Regions from separate parts of the Homo sapiens genome. Here region 2 is linked to region 1. A link is a loop called in an ENCODE intact Hi-C map of the cell type or tissue named here. Cell type or tissue: PC-9. All regions are shown on one strand. Links, peaks and the distances in the headings refer to the core of each region. The heading gives the core; the rest is flanking DNA. Region 1 overlaps SLC16A4 (solute carrier family 16 member 4). Region 2 has its middle 12 kb from the start of PROK1.

Evidence for each region. A loop is a pair of places that touch in the nucleus more often than their neighbours do. Peaks named below come from ENCODE experiments on the same cell type or tissue, not always from the same donor. Only the 100,000 strongest peaks of a DNase experiment are listed, where the experiment ranks them.
Region 2: it touches region 1 in a loop (6-fold over the local background); 2 of 110 quality-filtered maps call a loop at or near these places.

Annotation. Positions count from the first base shown.
Region 1 is chr1:110,379,167-110,389,898 of GRCh38, reverse strand. It overlaps SLC16A4 (solute carrier family 16 member 4), which reads left to right. Exons shown (of 9, transcript NM_004696.3): 2 at 544-662; 3 at 6,933-7,065; 4 at 8,104-8,247; 5 at 8,756-8,917; 6 at 10,543-10,732. The coding sequence starts at 576. Among named protein-coding and RNA genes, the nearest start is that of SLC16A4, 6.5 kb to the left of the region's middle. In PC-9, for the core only: no CTCF peak of the experiment used is centred there; DNase peaks (open chromatin) are centred at 6,278 and 9,038; H3K4me3 peaks cover 1,562 bases; H3K27ac peaks cover 4,253 bases.
Region 2 is chr1:110,433,630-110,444,361 of GRCh38, reverse strand. No RefSeq gene overlaps it. Among named protein-coding and RNA genes, the nearest start is that of PROK1, 12 kb to the left of the region's middle. RefSeq lists a silencer at 10,269-10,458. In PC-9, for the core only: no CTCF peak of the experiment used is centred there; a DNase peak (open chromatin) is centred at 3,251; H3K27ac peaks cover 1,397 bases.

The sequences.
Region 1 (10,732 bases), core at 1,517-9,516:
TCTTGTAGTCCCCAGTGTCTGTGGTTCCCCTCTTTATGTCCATATGTACCCAATTTTTAGCTCCCACTTATAAGTGAGAACATGCAGTATTTGGTTGTTTCTGCATCAATTTGCTCAAGATAATGGTCCAGCTGCATCCATATTGCTGGAAAGGATATGATTTTGTTCTTTTTTATGGTGGCTGTGTAGTATTCCATGGTGTCTATGTATCACATTTTCTTTATCCAACCCACTGTTGATGAGCACGTAGGTTGATTCCATGTCTTTGCTATTGTGAATAATGCTGCAGTGAACATAAAAGTGCATGTGGCTTTTTGGTAGAACAATTTATCTTCCTTTGGGTATATACCCAGGAATGGGATTACTGGGTCAAATGGTAGTTCAATTTTTGGTTCTTTCAGAAATCTCCAAACTGCGTTGCACAGTGGCTGAACTAATTTGCATTCCCACCAACAATGTATGAACGTTCCCTTTCAGATAAAAAGTTTAAAAGTTTAGATTAGTTTCTGGTCCACTGAATCAACTGTCTTGGATTTATCACAGGGATCTTCTGCATTTAAAATAGAAGAGGCATCATGCTGAAGAGGGAGGGGAAGGTCCAACCTTACACTAAAACCCTGGATGGAGGATGGGGATGGATGATTGTGATTCATTTTTTCCTGGTAAGAATTCACTTTTTTCCCCCTTTCCTATTGCCTAAAAGCAGGCTTTCTGGAGAAAGGCTCAGAGCTGCCTACGAATAGGATCACTTAGGAAATCTTTGGCATCTGAGTGGAGGGGTGGGCAGGAACAAGGCCAGGAGCTGCCAAAAACTGCTAAAGTCAGAGGCCCATGCCGAACCCAGGAGAAAGTTGAAAATGCCCCTAGAGCAAAAGCAGAAATGTTCCTGGGCTGGGTGTGGGGGCTCACACCTATAATCCCAGCACTTTGGGAGGCCTAGGTGTGTGGATCACTTGAAGTCAGGAGTTCGAGACCAGCCTAGCTAACATGGTGAAACCCGATCACTACAAAAATACAAAAATTAGCTGAGTGCAGTGGCATGCACCTGTAGTCCCAGCTACTTGGGAGGCTGAGGCAGGAGAATTGCTTGAAATCAGGAGGTGGAGACTGAAGTGAGCCAAGATCGTGCCACTGCACTGCAGCCTAGGCAACCATGAGAGACTCTCTCAAAACAAACAAACAGAAGTGTTCCTGAATCCAGTCATCTACTCTTCCTATCATCTCTTAAACCTGAGAATGCTCAGTCACAATCAGCAGTTCTGTACTGGCTGCATGGCAATTAGGGTTTGGGGACAATCATACTTTTAACCATCCCAAAAGTAGCACTGGGAGGTGCTAAAAAGTGCTCTGGGGGTGATCTCCCCAGTTCAGCCCAGCATAGATAGAACACTGTGGGCACAGCCCCTTCTACCGATAAGGGGTGGGGACATTTCCTCTGTTTGGCCTGCTGTCTACTTCCCAATCCATCCCCACTAACTATAGTTTATGCTATCTATATTTCCGATGTGTTTGGAAAGGGAGGACAAGGATTTTGAAGGGGGAGCCTGATTCTTCTCCTTTACCCATAAGCAACTAGACGAGGCATTCCATTTTTTAAATTAACTTCTTTCCCTCACCCTCCCAGGGGTTGAGGTGTGAGAGTGGTGATCTGCATCATCAGCATGCCCATTCCAGAATGTTGGTGAACCCCAGCTATGCCCCACACAGCTCTCCAGAGAGTGGCACCAGCTGCACAATTCTTAAGTGTTTCCAGAGTTCTATTAACTTTGAGATGCACTCAAAAAAAAACACCCTTTTCTTGCCGACACTTCCCCCCTACTCAGCCCTACAGTAAGCAGCTCACGGGGAAAGGTAGCACAGGTCTTGGTGCCTTCTAATAATCCTATAGTTCACATGCAGATATCTAAGAATTCTACAAATAGGATGGTGGGAAAACATCAGGCCTCCTCCCTCGTGCTAGACAAGATAGGGGCAGAGGTCCCCAGCCAGGATTTATGTAATACAAAACTCTTAACACATAATAGTAGTACTTGCTAAACATTAGCTTCAGTACTAAACAATCTCATTTTCCCCCTAGAAATGTTACTAATAGGGAAACTAAAGGATGCCCTAAGTCTGAGAGCCCTTCCTGGGGCTGGGCCACCCCCCTAAATCATAGGCTTTGCAGAATAGGCACTGTTGGTGAGGATCTCTAATTCTCCTGCCTTTCTCCCCAGTAACCACCCTGACTTTTTCTACATTATCCTCTGAGGATAGAATGGTTTTTGATCAATTTAGTTGCTGATAGGAAAAACCATCTAATAACCAGATTAATAAACACTGTCCCACTTTTAGGGTGTGATACTGCTTACTAAGCACAAAAAATGCACTGGATCCTCAAAATGTTAACAATAAATTCAGGGGCTAATCCCCCACAGTTGTAATGTGGATACTTGAATGACTGTGCTTTTGTTTCTGTATGACTTACAACTGTTCTTTTCTATAACAGATGAGCTCCTAGTAAGTGAAAAATAACAATGTTCTTTGGGAGCTTCCTACTTAAAAAAAGAGAGAGAGATTCATTCTAACCAACTTACCACACTTTATATATTTGTATGACTGTTTTCTGTATTCAGTCTGTCTTACTAGACTGAATGTTCCATGGGGGCAGGGTCTATGTCTGCATTGCTCATGAGTATATGCTCATTACCGTAAGCCCAGTGCCAGTATACAGCCTGGAACATAGTAGGCACTCAGTAAAATACTGTTGGTGGATGGATAGATGGATGGATGAATTGATAGCTGCACACATTTATGAATAAACAAATAAGGATGAAGGGGATAGTTGATGAAACTGAAGAGATGAGAATGGCTCTTGAGGCTATGAGAAGCTAATGAGAAAAATTAAGCAGGGATGTGATAGATTTGCATTTCAGAGAAATGTGACGAGCAGATGCTACTGAGAGGTCAAATAGGAGAGAAATAACAAGACTCTATTGGTTTAGCAACAAAGAAATCTAATAACCTTGATAAGAGCTAGTACAGTGGAGCAGTGGGGGCCAAAGTTAGTGAACTTTAGTTTTCAGTGGAGTAGCAGAATGACAGAAAGTGGAGATACCTAATAGACCATTTTTTACAGAAGTTTGCCTGTGAAGGTCAGGAGGAGCTAGGGTGATACTAGAAAAGGACGCAGGATAAGAAGTTGTTATTAGATAAAACTAACTCTGACAAAGCCTGGTGCCTGTATTGAAAATAAGTCACTGAGGCTGATCCAACTCCTTTCCCAGACAATAATTAAAATGATCTAGTGAGGAAGCTCTTATTGGAGGTGGGGTGTGGGGGAAGTCCTGCTTAAGGTGTTCCTGCCAGGTTCAACCCAATTAACTGCTCTTAAAAACAAAAAGAAAATGAGGGGACTGGAGAAGTTCTAGGGTTTTTGCTTTATTTTGGAGTGAGCCATTTACAATGTATGACGTGGACTCTGGTAACAGAACTAAAACCCACCAAGCTTGGTCTAAGACATGGGATTATGTAGAATAATGCAGATTTATGTAGTCTGCTAAATTAACTAAGGAAAAACCTAGACCTTGGGAGAGATTTTTAATATCTTTGAGTCAAAACTGAAACAAAGTTGGAAGACTTCAAGTTAAGGGACGGGAAGCATGGTAGGTGCAAAGGCTCTGCCCTTGGTCTTCTTGATACATAGTGGACACGGACTCAGTTATTAGAGACAAGTCCTAACCATTCACTGCTGCTACACGCAGACACCAAGGACAGACCAGAGATGAAAAGCTCTGAACTGGGGGACCAGTAGCTAGCTAAATTTAGGTAGCTAAGAATATAGAGGTCAACATCCTCTAGACACCAGCACAGAACCCACGTCCATAGAACAAAAGGAAGTTTACTTTACAGAATGATGCACTGTATTATTCCTTGCTCATGAGAGGACACAATCATCACATTATTATGAACTGAGAGAAGAAAGTCTAAGTCATTTGAGATCTGTGTATATTTTCTAACCTAATTTCTAGCCTGACAGAAGTGCCTTAGAGGAAAATTATGGTTATAAATTGCCTCAATGGGGGCCTGATAAAATGTCTTTTTAACTTTTGAATATATAGTCCTGGCGTTTATAGCACTCTTCATTCTAAATAAGTTTTGTTCCTTTTATCAAATCAGAATGGGAAAAAGTATATTAAGAGACTTCTTCCTCACCACTACCACTTTTGCAATTTCTGAGCATCGCCAGTAGTGATGGGGTGAAAAGAAGGGGGCAGGTCTTGACCATTATTTAAAAGCAGGGGCTGAGGGAGGGAGGTGTCTAAGAGAAAGCACATCTGTCACTCAAATGAATGGGTGGATGGTACCAATAGAAAAAACTGAAAAGAGTAGGCATAGGATAAGGGAAATGTGAGTTTATGTTTGGACAAGTTGACCAGAAGTTATAAAGATATGGTAGACAATTAGGAGTCTGAAGCTCTTGGGAAAGCAGAATGGAAACCACAGTTAATTGTTTGAGTGTTAAGTGCCAAATATTAAGTACTTTATCAGAATTTTCTCAATTAATCTTCACAGTCTTATGAGCTAGGTAATATTTTCATCCCCAATGCCGCCTCCCCCATCATAAAAGCGGAAGCTTAACCCATGTGACGTGCGAAGTTGTTTGCCCAAGGTCACGCCCCAGTAGGAAGAACAGCCTGGATGCAAGTTAAGGCAGACTGATTGCAGAACCCTGTTCAGCTACACCACCATAAGTATGCAGGTGGTAATTAAAACCTTGAGAGTAAATGATTGTCCAGGGAGCAGATATCAAGCGAGATGAGTACAGAACTGTAACAGGCGGGCCGAGAAAGTGGAATTAATGAAGGGGAACCTAAGGCTTTGTGGTTCTTTTATTATTATTAATTTTGAGACAAGGTCTCACTGTCGCCCAGGCTGGAGTGCAGTAGTGTGATCACAACTCACCGTACCCTCGACCTCCCAGGTTCAGGTGTTCCTCCCACCTCACCCTCCCAGGTAGCTGGGACTACAGGTGTTATACCACTACGCCCAGCTAATTTTTTGTACTTTTTGTAGAGACGGGGTTTCGCCATGTTGCCCAGGCTGGTCTTGAACTCCTGGGCTCAAGCGATCCACCCACCTCGGCCTCCCAAAGTACTAGGATTATAGGCAGGAGCCTCCATGCCCAGCTGGTTTTGTGGTTCATAAGCAATGCATGGCCAGGTTGAAAGCAGAAGTGGCCTTGAAAAGCCAACGCTACGAAACCCCTGGAGACAGAGAGTACACCTGGGCTTTACGAGTGAATGCAAACCCTGGCTAGGTTCCCCTCTAGACCCCTGTGGGATAAAGCATGACTGTTACTTAAAAACGGAAAGAAGGAATAGCACTTAACAGCCCCCCGGCTAACTAGAATTCTGAGAAATAAAAGTTAATACTCCACAGAAAGAAAACCTCATCTCCAAAGCAGCAATTCTAGTGGAGTACAGGTAAGGAAGATTAGGTGGGGCAGAAAGAAAAGGATGGGGCCCCTGGCCCAACCTTAAGATGGCCACAAATCCCAGTTAATCCAAAATTAAGCACCCCTTTTCACTCTTGAGTGTCTCAATTTGGATGATACATTTTATGGTCAACCTATTTATATATCTAGTGAAGGAAGGTACTCAGCTCAGCAGCAGAGTTAAATCAAAACTAATCTAAGAACTGACAGGAATAATTATTCCTCTTTGGACAAACACTTTTCTCCCACAAAGGTAACTGGAATTAGCTGTCTTTAACAGATGCTACTGAGGGCAGTAAAAGAGTGCCAGGTCTAGAGTCAGTCTAATCTGGGTTCAAATCTCAGTTCCAGTACCCCTATTTTAAGCAACTTTTTACCTCTCTAAACTTCAATTTCCTGATCTTGGAACTGCTGTTGCAGTTATAACTGAGAAAATTATTACAGTGACAGAGATCTGACCTAACCAACTCCATCCATCCTGCTTCTAACTTCCAAGCTGTCCTTGTTCATTCCCATGCGTAGGCTGAACTAACTTTGGGGGAAACTTAGTTGATAGCTTAACTTTGAAAGAGAAACTAACAGCCGTTTCCAAAAAAAAAAAAAAAAAAAAAAAAAAACCTCCTTTTAACAGCCCTTTCCAAAAAAAAAAAAAAACACTTCCTTCCTGCCTGGGGACTAGATTGCCTTTGTAGGACTAACACATTAGCCATAAGATTAGAAATTATGGTTTAGGAGTCATACAGCTGGAGGCCACAAGACTGACCCTCCCCAAATTGCTCGGGGGATAACATCACTATTGTGAAACCTAAGATCAGTGCTTGAGATAATTTGCAGGCCCTGCATTTGATGGATCAGCTGGCACCACCCAGATTAATAAACTGGCTCATCTGGTTGTGGGTCCCCCTCCACCCTTCCACCCAGAAGTGACTCAGCGCAAAAGGGCAGCTTTGATAGAATTTCATCTCTGACCCAACCAATCAGCACTCCCAACTCACTGGCCTCCCACCCACCAAATTATCCTTAAAAACTCTGATCCCCAAAAGCTCGGGGAAACTGATTGGTCTAATAAACTCCAGTCTCTTGCACAATGGGCTCTGTGGGAATAACTCTTTCTCTATTGCAATTCCTGTCTTGATAAATCAACTGTATCTAGGCAGCAGGCAAGATGAACCCACTGGGTGGTTTATTTGGTATAAATTATTTGGTACACAACATTGGCATGCCTATTCCAAAGCCATGAAATGAGGATTAAATGAGATGTTTCCATTTAAAATGCTTAGCTACTTTAAAAGGAATGACTTCCCCCATAAAATATAAGATGTATAATGAGGCTCAACCAATAAGGCAAACTGGTAAATAGTAGTAAGCTGAGGGAATCATAACTTCTAGTAGCCGTAATTGCCTCTGTAATGGCTCACTTACCACCTGAGTTGGACTCTGGTCTGCTTTGATTTAGGTGAATGTGTTTGTGATGGGGATGACCAAGACTTTTGCAATTTTCTTTGTGGTCTTTCAAGAAGAGTTTGAAGGCACCTCAGAGCAAATTGGTTGGATTGGATCCATCATGTCATCTCTTCGTTTTTGTGCAGGTATAAAGCTGGCAATAAGCTTGCTGTCTAAGGAGAAGAACCACAAAGGGCAATTCCAAGATTCCTATTCAAGACTGAATAGGAATTCAGTTTCTAAAATTAAGGTTCATTTACTGATATGTAACGCTGAGAAAGTAAGGAATTGCAATATTTAGCTTCCACTTGACTTAGTAACAAAGTTGGGAGAATCAGCATTCAAACAAAGAAAGCTGAGGAATTATTAAATGCCATGATTCAGTATTTCATGCATTGCCTTTCCAGTCTGTTAATGCCTTAATATAGGTTCAATGAGTAAGGCCCTCAACCTGGAAGTTAGGCCATGAAGTTCTAGTTATCTAAGTATATTCAAAACAATTTTATTTATTTTTTTTTTTTGAGACACAGTCTCACTCTGTTGCCCAGGTTGGAGTGCAGTGGTGCTATCTCGGCTCACTGCAACCTCTGCCTCCCAGGTTCAAGCAACTCTCCTGCTTCAGCCTCCCAACTAGCTGGGATTACAGGCGCCCGCCACCATGCCTGGCTAATTTTTGTATTTTTAGTAGAGATGGGGTTTCACCATGTTGGCCAGGCTGGTCTCAAACTCCAGACCTCAGGTGATCTGCCCACCTTGGCCTCCCAAAGTATGGGATTAAAGAGCCACGGCGTCCAGCCTCAAAACAAATTATAGAACCAATTTCTTCTCCTTTTATTTGGAGCTGTAACAGGGTGGAAGAGCAGATAAGTGATTCAACCTTATTCTAGTCATTGACCACTAGATGCAATCTTTTTGTGGAGGTTCTATAATGCATTTCAAATCACCTCCCCTCCAAACCTTACTTACAATCAACATTTCCTTTTAAACTCCCCTTCCAAAAACTAAAATAGTGTGGCACTAGTGATATTAAGAAACCCGATATGAAAATCTTTTTTGAAGAATACGTAATACTTCAAAGTAAACAGTCCTCTTGCTTTCCTTGTCATTCATTTAAATCGCCATCAGAGGATAAGGGATGCCAGATCATTATTTACCTAAGAATTGCCTTTCTTTCTTCTCTTAAGGTCCCCTGGTTGCTATTATTTGTGACATACTTGGAGAGAAAACTACCTCCATTCTTGGGGCTTTCGTTGTTACTGGTGGATATCTGATCAGCAGCTGGGCCACAAGTATTCCTTTTCTTTGTGTGACTATGGGACTTCTACCCGGTGAGTCCATTGTAATTATGTGACCATAGAAGGCCAGGAGTGGTGGCTCACACTTGTAATCCTAGCACTTTGGGAGGCCAAAGTGGGTGGATCGCTTGAGTCCAGTTCGAGACCAGCCTGGGCAACATGGTGAAACCCTGTCTCTACTAAAAATACAAAAATTAGCCAGGCCAGTGGTGGCACATGCCTGTAGTCCCAGCTATTTGGGAAGCTGAGGTGGGAGGATTGCTTGAGCCCAGGAAGCTGAGGCTGTTGTGAGCCGAGATTGTGCCACTGCACTCCAGTCTGGGTGACAAAGTGAGACCCTGTCTCAAAATATGTGTGTGTGTGTGTGTATGTATATATGCATCCATCCATAGAAGATAGAAGATGGAACAGGACTCTTCCCTTCTACTGTTCCTGGGTCCAAAAGGCCTAGCTGTATTATCTCGGATCCAGGAGATTATCTTTTCTGTTACCAAGCCACTTAATGTAAGAGTGATTCTAAACTATTACGTTTTTCTTTTAGGTTTGGGTTCTGCTTTCTTATACCAAGTGGCTGCTGTGGTAACTACCAAATACTTCAAAAAACGATTGGCTCTTTCTACAGCTATTGCCCGTTCTGGGATGGGACTGACTTTTCTTTTGGCACCCTTTACAAAATTCCTGATAGATCTGTATGACTGGACAGGTACGTCATTCTAAGTTTATTTACTATCAACTGTGCAAGATTTAGCGTTCAGCTTTCTCCCTTTGAGAAATGGAAGTTAAGACTTTCAGAGCAATCGATTTCACAAGGTATTGCAAGAGAGGAAATGAGCATAATTTCTAAAGTAAACATGCTTCTCTTCCCTGGAGAATACATACGCAAAAGAGATCTTGAAATACTTGCAGGCTTTGCCAGCTCACACAAGCAACTCAGAATTCACCATAGGGCTCAATGTCTGAGGAGATGGAGGGCATTCCGTGCAGCTGGAAACAGCTTGCAGTAAAAGCGATACTTCTGGGGAAATAAGGCTTCCCCCTTCCCCCCCCGCCCCCGCCCCATCAAAAACCCTCACTTTTCCCATTTTCCCTTTAAGACAAAAATCTGCATTTAAAAAAACTCCTCCCCCATCGGACTCACTGAAATAGATAAAAAAGAAACAAATACTTTGGTAAAAAGAGTATGTTCCTTAAGAGTTTATGTAATGTCAACTATAAATTTTCACAAATGAATAAAAAATGATTCAACTCACAATTTTCTTTGTAACTAAGACATTTGGATTAAAATAATCCTAAACTACTGGAAAAAATACATGTATATGTGTGTATTCATATGCCTATTGCTATCTACATGGCAGTTTTGTTGAATCTTTCCTAACTATTCAGTAGTCTCATGGTGAATGGGACCAGCTGACAAATCCATGATAGGATAGCAGAACCTATAGCCCATTCTATCTTTAGAAGCACCATACAAATCATAGCTTTGATCAGGACACGCTGAATGCAAGCAACTATTCAGCTCCAAAGGCAAGATTAGCATCTGTCATCTTTTAAGGAAGATCTAAAAAATGTCATGGGATGAAAGGCTATCCATGCCTTCCTCCCTCCCGCTGCTTTTTTTTTTTTTTTGAGACAGGCTCTCTCGCTTTGTCATTCAGGCTGGAGTGCTGTGGCATGATACCGGCTCACTGCAACCTCCACCTCCCAGGCTAAGCGATCCTCCCACCTCAGCCTCCCAAGTAACTGGGACTACAGGTGCACACCACCACATCAATTAATTTTTTTGTATTTTTTGTAGAGACAGGTTTTCACCATGTTGCCCAGGCTGGTCCTGAACTCCTGGGCTCAAGTGATCTGCCTGCCTCAGCCTCCCAAAATGCTAGGACTACAGGTATGAGCCATAGCACCTGGCCAGCTGTCCCCTCTTCTAAGGCTGTTTCCAAATGATTTCTTTCATCTTATTCTATTTTTTCTGTACCTAAATCTGTACTCTCACTTCAGGATATTTAAATTTTCTATTTAATTTTTTAGCATTTGAAACACTCTCCTCTCCCTCCAAAAACTTGCCCCCCCTACCCCCCTTAACACAAATAACCACCATCTCTCCTTTTATCCCATCTATTGGTGCAGCTTTCTGGTTTTCTATCTCCAAAGCACTACATTATTACACGGATACAGCAGTGTATATGACTAATAAGTCAAATCGGAGACAAAGTAATGTTTTCAAGAATTAATGGGCTATGCCAGTGGGGCCTCTTCTGAGCCTATGAACACAAAGCAGTATTGTGAACTGAAAGGCTATTTTTAATTGCTCAATCTCTCCCTATTTAGGAGCCCTTATATTATTTGGAGCTATCGCATTGAATTTGGTGCCTTCTAGTATGCTCTTAAGACCCATCCATATCAAAAGTGAGAACAATTCTGGTATTAAAGATAAAGGCAGCAGTTTGTCTGCACATGGTCCAGAGGCACATGCAACAGAAACACACTGCCATGAGACAGAAGAGTCTACCATCAAGGA
Region 2 (10,732 bases), core at 1-8,000, 56 kb before region 1:
AATGCTGAGACTATAGGCATGAGCCATCTTGCCTGGCCCATCCTTAGCCTTTTAAATGTCAAACGCAAGGCATCGTTTTTTCACTCCTCATCTCCCTTGCCCTTCTGTGCCTTTTTGACCGAGGCACTACTCTTTCTTTGAATTCCTGTCTTACTTTTCATGACACCATTTTGTCTAGATCCTCCCATCTCAGTCTCCTTCTAAGTCTCCCCTGCTTCTTGCTATCTCTTAAACGAAGCTGTTCACTGAGGTTCCACACTCGATGCTCTCCCGTCCCTCCGCACCCGTCCCAAATAGGCCTCACAGCCACCTACACATTCATGATCTCACACCAGTGTTCCCAGCACAGGCCACCCCATGCTCCTGGCCCATAGAGCCAATAGCCCCTTGGACATCACCACATCGATACCCCACTGGCACCTCACATTCAGCATGCCCCTGTCCTTTCACCTCCTTTTCATCCTCGCTGCTAAACCCACTTATATTGTTCAGGGTTCTTAGTTGTAAATAACAGAGTCCAGCCTGGCTGGCTTCAGCAGAAATGGAATTTAATGAAGACTGTTAAGTAGCTCGTTGAGTTGTTGGGTGTCTTGAGAAGCAGGATGCAGCTGAGTGTCCAAGAACAATGTCCAGAACCAACCACAGAATTGCCTAACAAGGAAGGCGTCTCCCAAAGGCAGCTCCTCTGCTGATGAGACCTGGCCCAGCTCTCCGTTCAGCTTCCTCTGCCATCATCTGCTGACGTCCAGGCCCCTGCAGAGCCCTTTCTACGAGTTGCTTCTTTCCTGTGAAAGGCTCATGTGGGCTGTCCGATCACACAGCCCAGTGCGCACACCTGCACCTCTGCAAGCGCACTGGGAGATAACTGACTCAGACCTGAGTACAAGGAAAGTGTCCAAGGATCTTGGGCAGCTACAAACCATGGCTGCCCACTGCCACATCCTTCCAGCGTTGTGAGAGGCACCACAATACACTCAGGAGTTGAACCTGGGAACTTCCTAGATTCCTAAATTTATCTGAATTCATTGGTCATTTAATCCTGTCACTTGGACCTCCCCTTAACTTCAGACTCTTCCTTCCCTTTCCATCTGCACTGGTGCTGTTCTTCCCATCCTCCTGACAGGCCCTTCTCTCTAGGTTTACCTCTCTGCAATCCATCTTCCATGCAACCCAGAGGTCTGCTCTTCATCTCTGAGAGCTCCGAAGTCTCCAAGGATCCTCTGTATCCCCAGGTCAAGCCCAAACTCCTTAGCCTGGGTCAAAGGTCTTAAAAGACCTGCCCTGCTCTCCTTCAGCCTCCTCTCCCATCATTCCCACCCTCACACACTCACCACTGCAGCAGGATGAAGCTGCTCACAGCTCTTCCGTGGGCCGAGCTTGCATTCTTCCATATCTTTCCACAGGCTGGCCCCTGCCCTCTTGCCTGGGTGGTGAAGCCCTCAGTTTCCATCCTAGTCCAGCCACTCACTGATGATATGAACTGGTACAAGTTATCTCACCTCTCTGAGCCTCAGTTTTATCTTCTGAAACATGGGAATAATACCCTCCTCTCAGGTGTATTACGAGTACATGACAGAACTCTCGGAGTGCTTAGACACACTAGTGGGTTGAATGGTGGTTCCAAAAAGATATGTCTCTCTCGCACTCCAACCTGTGAATATGACCATATTTGGGAAAAAGCTCTTTGCAGATGTAATTAGTTTAAGGATCCTGACATGGGATCATCCAGTATTACAGAAGCGAGTCCTAAGTCCAATGGCAAATATTCCTATAAGAGAGAGAAGAGGAGAAGGCCATGGGGAGCAGAGGCAACGATTGGAATTGTGCTGCTGCACGCCAAGGAACACCAGCCACCACCAGGAACTCGAATAGGCAAGGAAAGATTCTTCCCTAGAGATTTCAGAGACAATGTGGCCCTACTAATGCCTTGATTTCAGACTTCTGGCCTCTCAACCTATGAAAAAATAAATGTCTGTTGTTTAAAGCCACTAAGTTTGTGGCAACTTGTTCCAGCAGCTGTGGGAACCAGCACTGGCACTCACAGCATATCTGCCCCTCTTCCCACATTATCCTTCTATCAGGTATGATGTGGACCTGGGACCAAGAAAACCAGGCCCTGGCCAGCCAGCACCACAATAAAACCCTGTTTCCTTAAGTAATCACTGCAGAGAAGGCCTCCCTGAAGAGCAAAATCTGAATGATACACTGTCCCTCCCTCACCCCAGCTGTTTAGAGGGACTAGACCCAGGGGACCAGAAGCAAGGAGTCACTCCCTTCAGGTCTCCCAGTGGCACTGCTTAAGGCCAGAGCCACTTTATCTTGGCTTCCTTTAAAGACACACCCAGAATTTACAGATTGTGTGTGTTTGTTTCTTAACATGTCCTAAGAAATGCTAGAACACTTCTTCCTCTGGGGCCCTGTGGCATTTGGTTATTTTGACTAAGCTCCCCAGTCACAATGCCTAAGGAGTCTACAAAGAAACTGAGAGCCACAGGCAGGGTAAAAACCGCTTCACTGCCCAGAGGGGAGATGGCTCAGGCTGACCCAGGAGGCCAGGGAGAAGCCAGCCACAGAGGGGAAAGGGCTTTCTCTCCACAGCTCTCTCTCCTGCCCGCTGCTAGGGCAGGACTTGGCATTTTCACCCTCAAGGTTTCATCCCAAGGCAGTCTGGTCTGTTTCTACCCCCTCACCACACGGAGAAGGAACCTGAACCCATAAGTTCCTGAACCCAGAAGGAACCTGAACCCAGAAGTCATGAAAGTGCCTAAGTCACATAGCTAGACACTGGCAGAACCCAAACTCCACCCAGCTATGGCCCAGGAGGAGGAGGCCTGGAATGAAGAAGCCTGGGTTTGAGTCCCAGCTCTGCCACTGAGATCAGCTGGATTCCCTCACTCCTTCCAGTCTCTATCTTCAGGACCTGCCTCACCTCCCAGATTTTTAAGGGAACCGAAGGAGAGAGGGTGGGCTAACACGCCTGTGGACTGGGATATCTTTCATGATGGGACATTGCTCTTCAGCCCCATTGGAGCCCTCATCATTTAGCTGGAAAGGTGAAAAGGAGAGTTGTTCTAACAGAACCATCTTCTCAGGCCACAGGGCTGGGACTATTGTTTAAGAACATTCCATGATAACTTGGCAGAGCCTAGGAAAGGAGGTGCAGCAGCAGGATCTCAGGGTAAGCAGTGTTTGCACTTCCTCATGCCTGGTCAGCCTTAGGCACAGGATGGGGGCTCACTTAGGAGCTGAGCTGTCGAGTTGGCTGACCAGTCAAGAAGGACTGGAAAAAAGGCACGAGAGGCCTTTTTCTTTTTTAGACAGAGTCTTGCTCTATCACCAAGGCTGGAATGCAGTGACGCAATCTGGGCTCACTGCAACCCCCACCTCCCAGGTTCAAGTGATTCTTGTGCCTAAGCCTGCCAAGCAGCTGGGATTACAGGAGTGTGCCACCACACCCAGCTAATTTTTTGTATTTTGGGTAGAGGACGGGGTTTCTCCATGTTGGCCAGGCTGGTCTTGAACTCCTGGCCTCAAGAGATCCACCCACCTCAGCCTCCCAAAGTGCTGGAATTGCAGGTGTGAGCCACTGCCCCTGGCCACAAGAGACATTAATAAGCTCCACCGTCTCCTTCTACCATCCTGCCATGATGCCCATCCCATCCCACCTTCCCCTCCTACTCTGGGGCTTCTCCCACCGGCCCCCACACCAGGTTTGTTAATGCTCTCCAGTCTCAGCCCCCTGCTCTGTCCTTGGGATGGGGTCTCCCTGAAGGTTCATATTTGGGGGAATCTGGTGCACAGGAGGGAAAGGCAGCATGGGGGCCCTGAGCCCAGAGGCAGCCTTAACAGTCTGGACCTGCTGGAGCTTTTCGCAAAAGGCCCCGCCCAGAAGAAAGCTTGGGGCCCTTCTCTCTTAGCCTGCGTTCCCAAACTTGGAGCCCAAGGCTGAGTTTGGGGGTTAGGTTGGAAACTTAACAGGACAATGTCCTATCCCACCTGCCTTACCAGCCTTAGGTCCCCCCACCCACACACCAGAAAGTCCAGCCTGCTAATCTTCTGATCATCTTCTTCCCCAGCAGCCCTCAATTTCCACCTCCCACCACCCTGTCACCTGTCAGCTTCCAAACACTCTAACCCTATGTATTAGTCCATTCTCACATTACTATAAGGAAATACCCAAGAATGTGTAATTTATAAAGAAAAGAGATTTAATTGACTCACAGTTCCGCATGGCTGGGGAAGTCTCAGGAAACTTACAATCATGGCAGAAATCACTTCTTCACAGGGTGGCAGGAGAGAGAATGAGTGCCAGCAGGGGAAATACCAGACACTTATAAAACCATCAGATCTCATGAGAACTCACTCACTATCACAAAAGCAGCATGGGGGAAACCACTCCCATGATTCAATTACCTCCCACTGGGTCCCGCACTTGACACGTGGGAATTATTACAATTCAAGATGAGATTTGGGTGGGGACACAGAGCCAAACCATACATCACCCTATAAGGCACAGTCCCAGGACTGCACTCTCTCTCTGGTCCACTGCAGGCCGAGTTCCAGAGCCAGAGAGTGGGTGCGCTGTTTTAGGGTAGGTCTTGAAATGGCAACCAAGCTTATGAGGAAGAAGAAGTGAACGAATTGCAGATGCCTAGCCTGAAAAAGCAGCCATGATGGCAACCTTCCACTGCAGTGATCCATTACTGGGCAGTCTACGTGCATTGTCTGATGTCCTGAGTAGACATCACTACCCCACCACTACTCCAGCTGAGGAAACGAAGGCTCCATGATGGCCCAAAGTCACACAGATAGTAAGTCACAGGGCTAAAACCTGACCCCAAATCTAACTCTAGATGCTCACACTTCTGACTGCTGTGCCGCACTGCCTCTCACATATGAGAGAGTTGTGTTGCCCCAAAAGGCAAAATAGGATCAAAGTGTGGAAGGTACAGGGAAGAAGATTTTAGCCCAGTATAAGGAAGAATATCCCAGCAGACAAGGGAATTGGCTGCTATGGAAGCAATGAGCTTCTCATTGCTAAATATGTTCAGAAATAGGCCTTACAGCTGACCCTCTGTCAGGGAGGATATGGAGGGGATTTTTCTCCTTAGTACCCTTTAAGATCCTAAGAGACTGAGTATACAAATGGACAACAGCCAGACCATATCTAAAAACAGGGATTGCACCTACAATCTGCAGCAGCAAGTCCAGGAAACCAACCCCTTATCTACCATAAACAATCCAGGAAGCCCGGCTACCATAAGTCAGACTTGCAACAAATCATGCTGCTATCTCTCACAGTAATCCAGAAAACCAAAAAATAACCGCTGTAAACAATCAGCCCCAAATGGCCAGGACTTGATTAATAACCAACAGCACCCGCCCCCGCTAATTTTTGTCCCCACTTCCAACTCAGGACAAACCAGAGAAAGCTAAATATGCACCCCCTACCAATCACATAGGATGCCCCGCTTCTAGTGAGCCTGCCTACAGCTTCCCCAGGCCAGCAGCCCCCAATCAGGAAACACCTGAAGCCTTCCCTTTTTCCCACTGTAAACCTTTCCCACTCCTCTGCCTGCCTTTAGGTCTCATCAATACGCAAGTGAGGGTGGCGGTCTCCCTTGCTATAGCAAGCTTGGGCCAAGTAGCTTTTGCTTGTCTCATTTGGTCTTCGTTTATTTCCACAATCCTTCCAAATGCTAAGATTCAAATGAATGAGTGTGTGTGTGTGTGTGTGTGTGTGTGTGTGTGTGTGTGTGTTTCTATGCCCAGGTGCGATCATGTATACCCACATGCATAAGTATACATCTCATATGTTACTCTTGCCTGTGGATCGCTGGCATCCTAGGCCCAGCTCATGGACTTTCTGGACCCCAAGGGTTCCTGATAGCAGGTTCCCCTGGTGCCCCACAACATCATGTCCCCTGGGCCCATCTTTGGTTTCAGGAACAGCTGAGATAGAAAATTCCATGTGAGCTCAGATTCACTTTCACTCGCATCAGTGAAGAGACCACCAAACAGGCTTTGTGTGAGCAACAAGGCTGTTTATTTCACCTGGGTGCAGGTGGGCTGAGTCCGAAAAGAGTCAGCGAAGGGAGATAGGGGTGGGGCCGTTTTATAAGATTTGGGTGGATAGTGGAAAATTATAGTCAAAGGGGGTTGTTCTCTGGTGGCAGGGGCTGGGGCCATAAGGTGCTCAGTGGGGGAGCTTTTGAGCCAGGATGAGCCAGGAGAAGGAATTTCACAAGGTAATGTCATCAGTTAAGGCAGGGACCGGCCATTTTCGCTTCTTTTGTGGTGGAATGTCATAAGTTAAGGCAGGATCGGGCCATTTTCACTTCTTTTGTGATTCTTCAGTTACTTCAGGCCATCTGGATGTATACGTGCAGGTCACAGGGGATATGATGGCTTAGCTTGGGCTCAGAGGCCTGACATTCACCTTGTGCTAACAGGGTCAACCTGGAAAACCGTTTTTTCCCATGTGATGCCCACGGCCTCTCTACTGCAGGAGCTCAACCCACTCATCAGCACAGCCTGCAAGTACAGGAAGTTAATCCCTCCCCACTGGAGGAACCCTCAACCAGAGGGAGTAGGAACCAGTGGGTGAATGCTCCAACTCAGAGGGCCTTAGACCTCTTCTCTGGGGGCTATGGAAGAATCCAGCCTGCAATCTGGAGAACACATTATTTCTCAGCATTCCTTCTTTCCTTGCTTCTTTCCCCCCACTCTTTCTTCTATTTTCTGGAATCACCTTCAGATAAACTACTGGCACCCAAGCCTTTGCCTCTGGCTCTGTTTTGTGGGGAACCCAAGCTAAGATGTCACCTCAACATTTTAGGACTTTATTTTTCTTCTCTTCAAAATAAGGGGCTTTCAGACACAGTGCCTTGGGGGCTATCCTGGGAGGAAGGGTATCCTCCCTGTGGCTAGAAGAGTCCAGCAGAAAGCTGCCCACACCACTGGGACAGAGCAGCTCCAAATGCAGCAATTTCACATAGTTGGGGTCCACGTGAGTTCACTTTCTGAAAGGACTTGTGCTTTGACATCTTGGAAGACCAGTGCCTGAGCTCATCTTTGATTTCAGCAGCAGCTGAGATAGAAAATTCCACCTGAGCACAGATTCAGCCAGGTTTTTGGCAATTGCCCTTCTTCCATCCAACTCTGAAGGCAGTTTCAGAAAGAAGAGCCCAGGCTCCCAGCTGCTCCTGCTGAGGTGGAGCCCGTTGTCTGAAGCTGCCTTACAGGGCCTCCTGTCCAAGGACATAAGGTCTCATCAAAATGAAGCATGGGGTTAGTTAGTATGCGCACTTGGCTGGATATTTCCAATAAATTTCTGGACATTCCTATGTGAAATAAATTTCTTCTTGTAAGAGGATCCCTCAGGCACTAGAAACCTCTCTGGTTTATTAGCTCGCTGACCCTCCTATAAATGTCAAAGCCATCCCCTAGATGGGAGCCCAGCAATGTCTTTGAAGTGGCAGAGGCCATAAACATTCCACGACTGCCTTACTAATGGCAGAGGCTCTCACAGACAATCAAGGCCCTTCAGCCTCCTTGCACGCTAGTGACTCCCACACAGGCAGGAAGATGCCAGAGTTGGCGGGAAAGGAGGGCAATTGCTAAAAGCCAGAGGCCCAGAAACGTGGAAAGCTGTGGTCGGCGGGACTCCCTTCCCTGAAGGAGTCAGAGAAGATGTCTTCCCCTTTGTGCTGGCAAGATCAGAGTTCTCAGGAGAGGAGAACCCAGGAGTCAATGCTCCCAGCTAGTCTCCATCTGGTCTAGCTTCTCTCCAGGCATAGTTGGAGCGTGGGCCAAAGAAAACTCAGTCAGGGGACGGCAGGCAGAAAGCCACCAAAGGGCCAAAGCCACTAGTCCTGCCCCTGAGTTTTCTGTGTGTGGTCTCCTCTGGCCTTGATTTTCCACCCACAGAATGGGGTGAACGCCCCTCTGAAAATCACAGAATGTTAGAAGCAACAAAGGCTTAGATCTTCCAGCACAGTCTCTTCAAGTCTGAGCGCGGCTGGTCCAGCTTCCTCCTGGCCAGATCCCTGCTCATCCTATACTGTTGCTCACTCAGTGCTCCCAGGTCACCCCCCAAAATTGTTTCATGGCCCTTTGTTAATTCAAGGCATCTTCCCCAGCACCTGACCTTTTAGGTACAGAGATCACATGTAACCCAAAGGGCAGCACTATTACAAATAGGCCTTCTTAAGTAGCTATTTCCACGGCAAAAAATGAGTGGTGCTCTAGTGCAATTTTTCTAACTATTTGACTATGACCCACCATAAGAAATAAACTAGAGCCCAGCACCCACAAGCACGAATTTATGTTTATATAAAACTAAAATCAAGGGTTTATGAAATAATACTTATCCCTATCACAGGCAATGCACTCTGATATATTTTCTATTCTAGTCTAATCTGTTTCATCTTTTAGTACTGGTTGCAACTCGCTAAACCAGGGATCAGCAAATATTTTCTGCAAAAGGCCTGAGAGTAAATATTTTAGGCTTTGATGACTATATGATCTCTGTCCCAAGTAATTAAATTAACTCTGCCATTGTAGTGGGAAAGCTGCCATTGACAATAGGAAACGAGTGGGGGTAGCGGTGTTCCAATGAAACTTTATTCATACAAATAAATAAAGGCTGAATTTGCCCCATAAGCTGTGATCTAAACTGATTTCATGACCCACTAATGGATCTCAATCCACAGTTTGAAAAACATTGCTGTAGGGGACCACTCCCCAAGTCTTTTCCTCTAACAGAAACCAAGTTTTGCTCAGTGTGTACCTCTCCTACAGGTAATGCAATTCCCCAGGGTACTTAGAAGCTGTGCTTCAGGGGAAGCTGACCATATTCCCAGCACTAGCACTGCATCTTGAACAGTCAACCCACCACATTGTTCACCTGTAACTGCGGATGATCCAGGGGTGTACAGGTGAACTACGCTGGCCTGATTAGTCAGAAGGGAAGGCCATAAAGTCTATGCTTGGGAGAGTGGTTTCTTTCTTTCTACAGCTGGGTGAATCAAGCAATCATGGAGCCCTTCTCCTTCCACCATCGGTAGTTGGAGAGTCGGGACCATCAGAGTAACCAGTCTTAGGAAAAAAGCCAATGCTGAGGATGACAGAGCAGAAAGATGAAAGAACCTGGATCCTTGATTTGACCACATGTTAATTGAATTTAAGCCAGGCTCTCTATCTCTTGTACCCAGAAGCATTCTGATACAAACACAGTACATCAAGAGGCAGGCTCCTGCCCGAAGACAGCACATTGGCTCTATCCCAAACAAATGCAAGCTTCTGGGGAAAGATCAGACAAGTTCCCATTCCAAGCAGCCAGGGACCCAAGCCCTTCACCAGCTGACTGGAGTCCCTCTCCCCAGTGGTGCCAGCCCCACAGAAGCCAGCAGCCTTTAAGGTGTTCTAAGCTCTGGATCCAGTGCTCTTTCCTTCCTCACATAGGCTGGTAAAAGTAGGAGTAAGTGAAATCAGGACCAACTCACTCTATTTTTTTTTCTTTCTTTTTTTTAGATGGAGTCTTGCTCTGTTGCCCAGGCTGGAGTGCAGTGGCACCTCCACCTCTCGGGTTCAAGCGATTCTCAAACCTCAGCCTCCTGAGTAGCTGGGATTACAGGTGCATGCCCCCACACCCAGCTAATTTTTGTATTTTTAGGAAAGACGGGTTTTCACCACGTTGGCCAGGCTCGTCTCGAACTCCTGACCTCAAGTGATCTGCCTGCCTCGACCTCCCGAAGTGCTGGAATTACAATTGTGAGCCACTGTGACCAGCCAACTCACTCTAATTTCTTAATTTAAAAAGCCTCCCATTAGCTGCCTGCTGAAGGAAGGCAGATTCCATGGAAGTTTACATTTTTCAGATGGGTGGTTGTCAGAATAGAAACTTTTCATCCAAATGGGAGATATTGGGCATCCAAGTTGACCCCCGACACCCACCCTGTGGCCTGGGGGGAAACAGACAGGACCACCGCTTTATTGATAAGGCTGCCAGGAGCGAAAAGAAAGGAAAATACTTAATGCCACTGAATCGTACACTCAAAAATGGTTAAAATAGTAAATTCTAAGTTATTCGCATTTCACCACAATTTTAAAAGACTGAAAAGAAGGAAACAGAGTCACATGAGTAGCTCTGAGGGCAGCAGGGCAGGGAGATCACATGTTGAAATCCTACAGAAACTCCTTAGAAAGACAGGCATGAAACACTGTCCTGAGCGTGAGTCTGTACTGCCAGGAAGGCCTGGGTGCAGGTTAGCTCAGGGGTGTGAGTCTGATGGGCTGGTCACACGGGGAAAGGCCTGGGGCTGAGTCAGTGGCAGCAACAAAGCCAGAACCTCCCAGCAGGTGGCTTTCTCTCACTCTCCAGCCTTTCGGCCTGCCCCTGCCCCCACTGTGGGCTGAGAGTGCAGGAGGAGCTTCTGTTGGGCAATCACTCTCAGCAGGCACTGTGACAGGTCCCTAAAAGGGCCAGGAGGATGGAGAGAACTAAGGAAAATGACAAGTTCACCAAGGACTTGGACTAGTTGGTGCCAAGTGCACTTTGTAGGCCCCTGGCCAGCGCCAGGAGGAGACACAAGGGGACAAAGATGCCCAGGTCCCCAGCATCCAAAGCAGAGACTCTGGGTTTCACTCAGAGGCCAATGCTTGTGCAGATAGTAAGAAGGCAGGCAGGCAGGCATTATATCCACTCCTTCCACCCAGCCCAGCTCAGCCT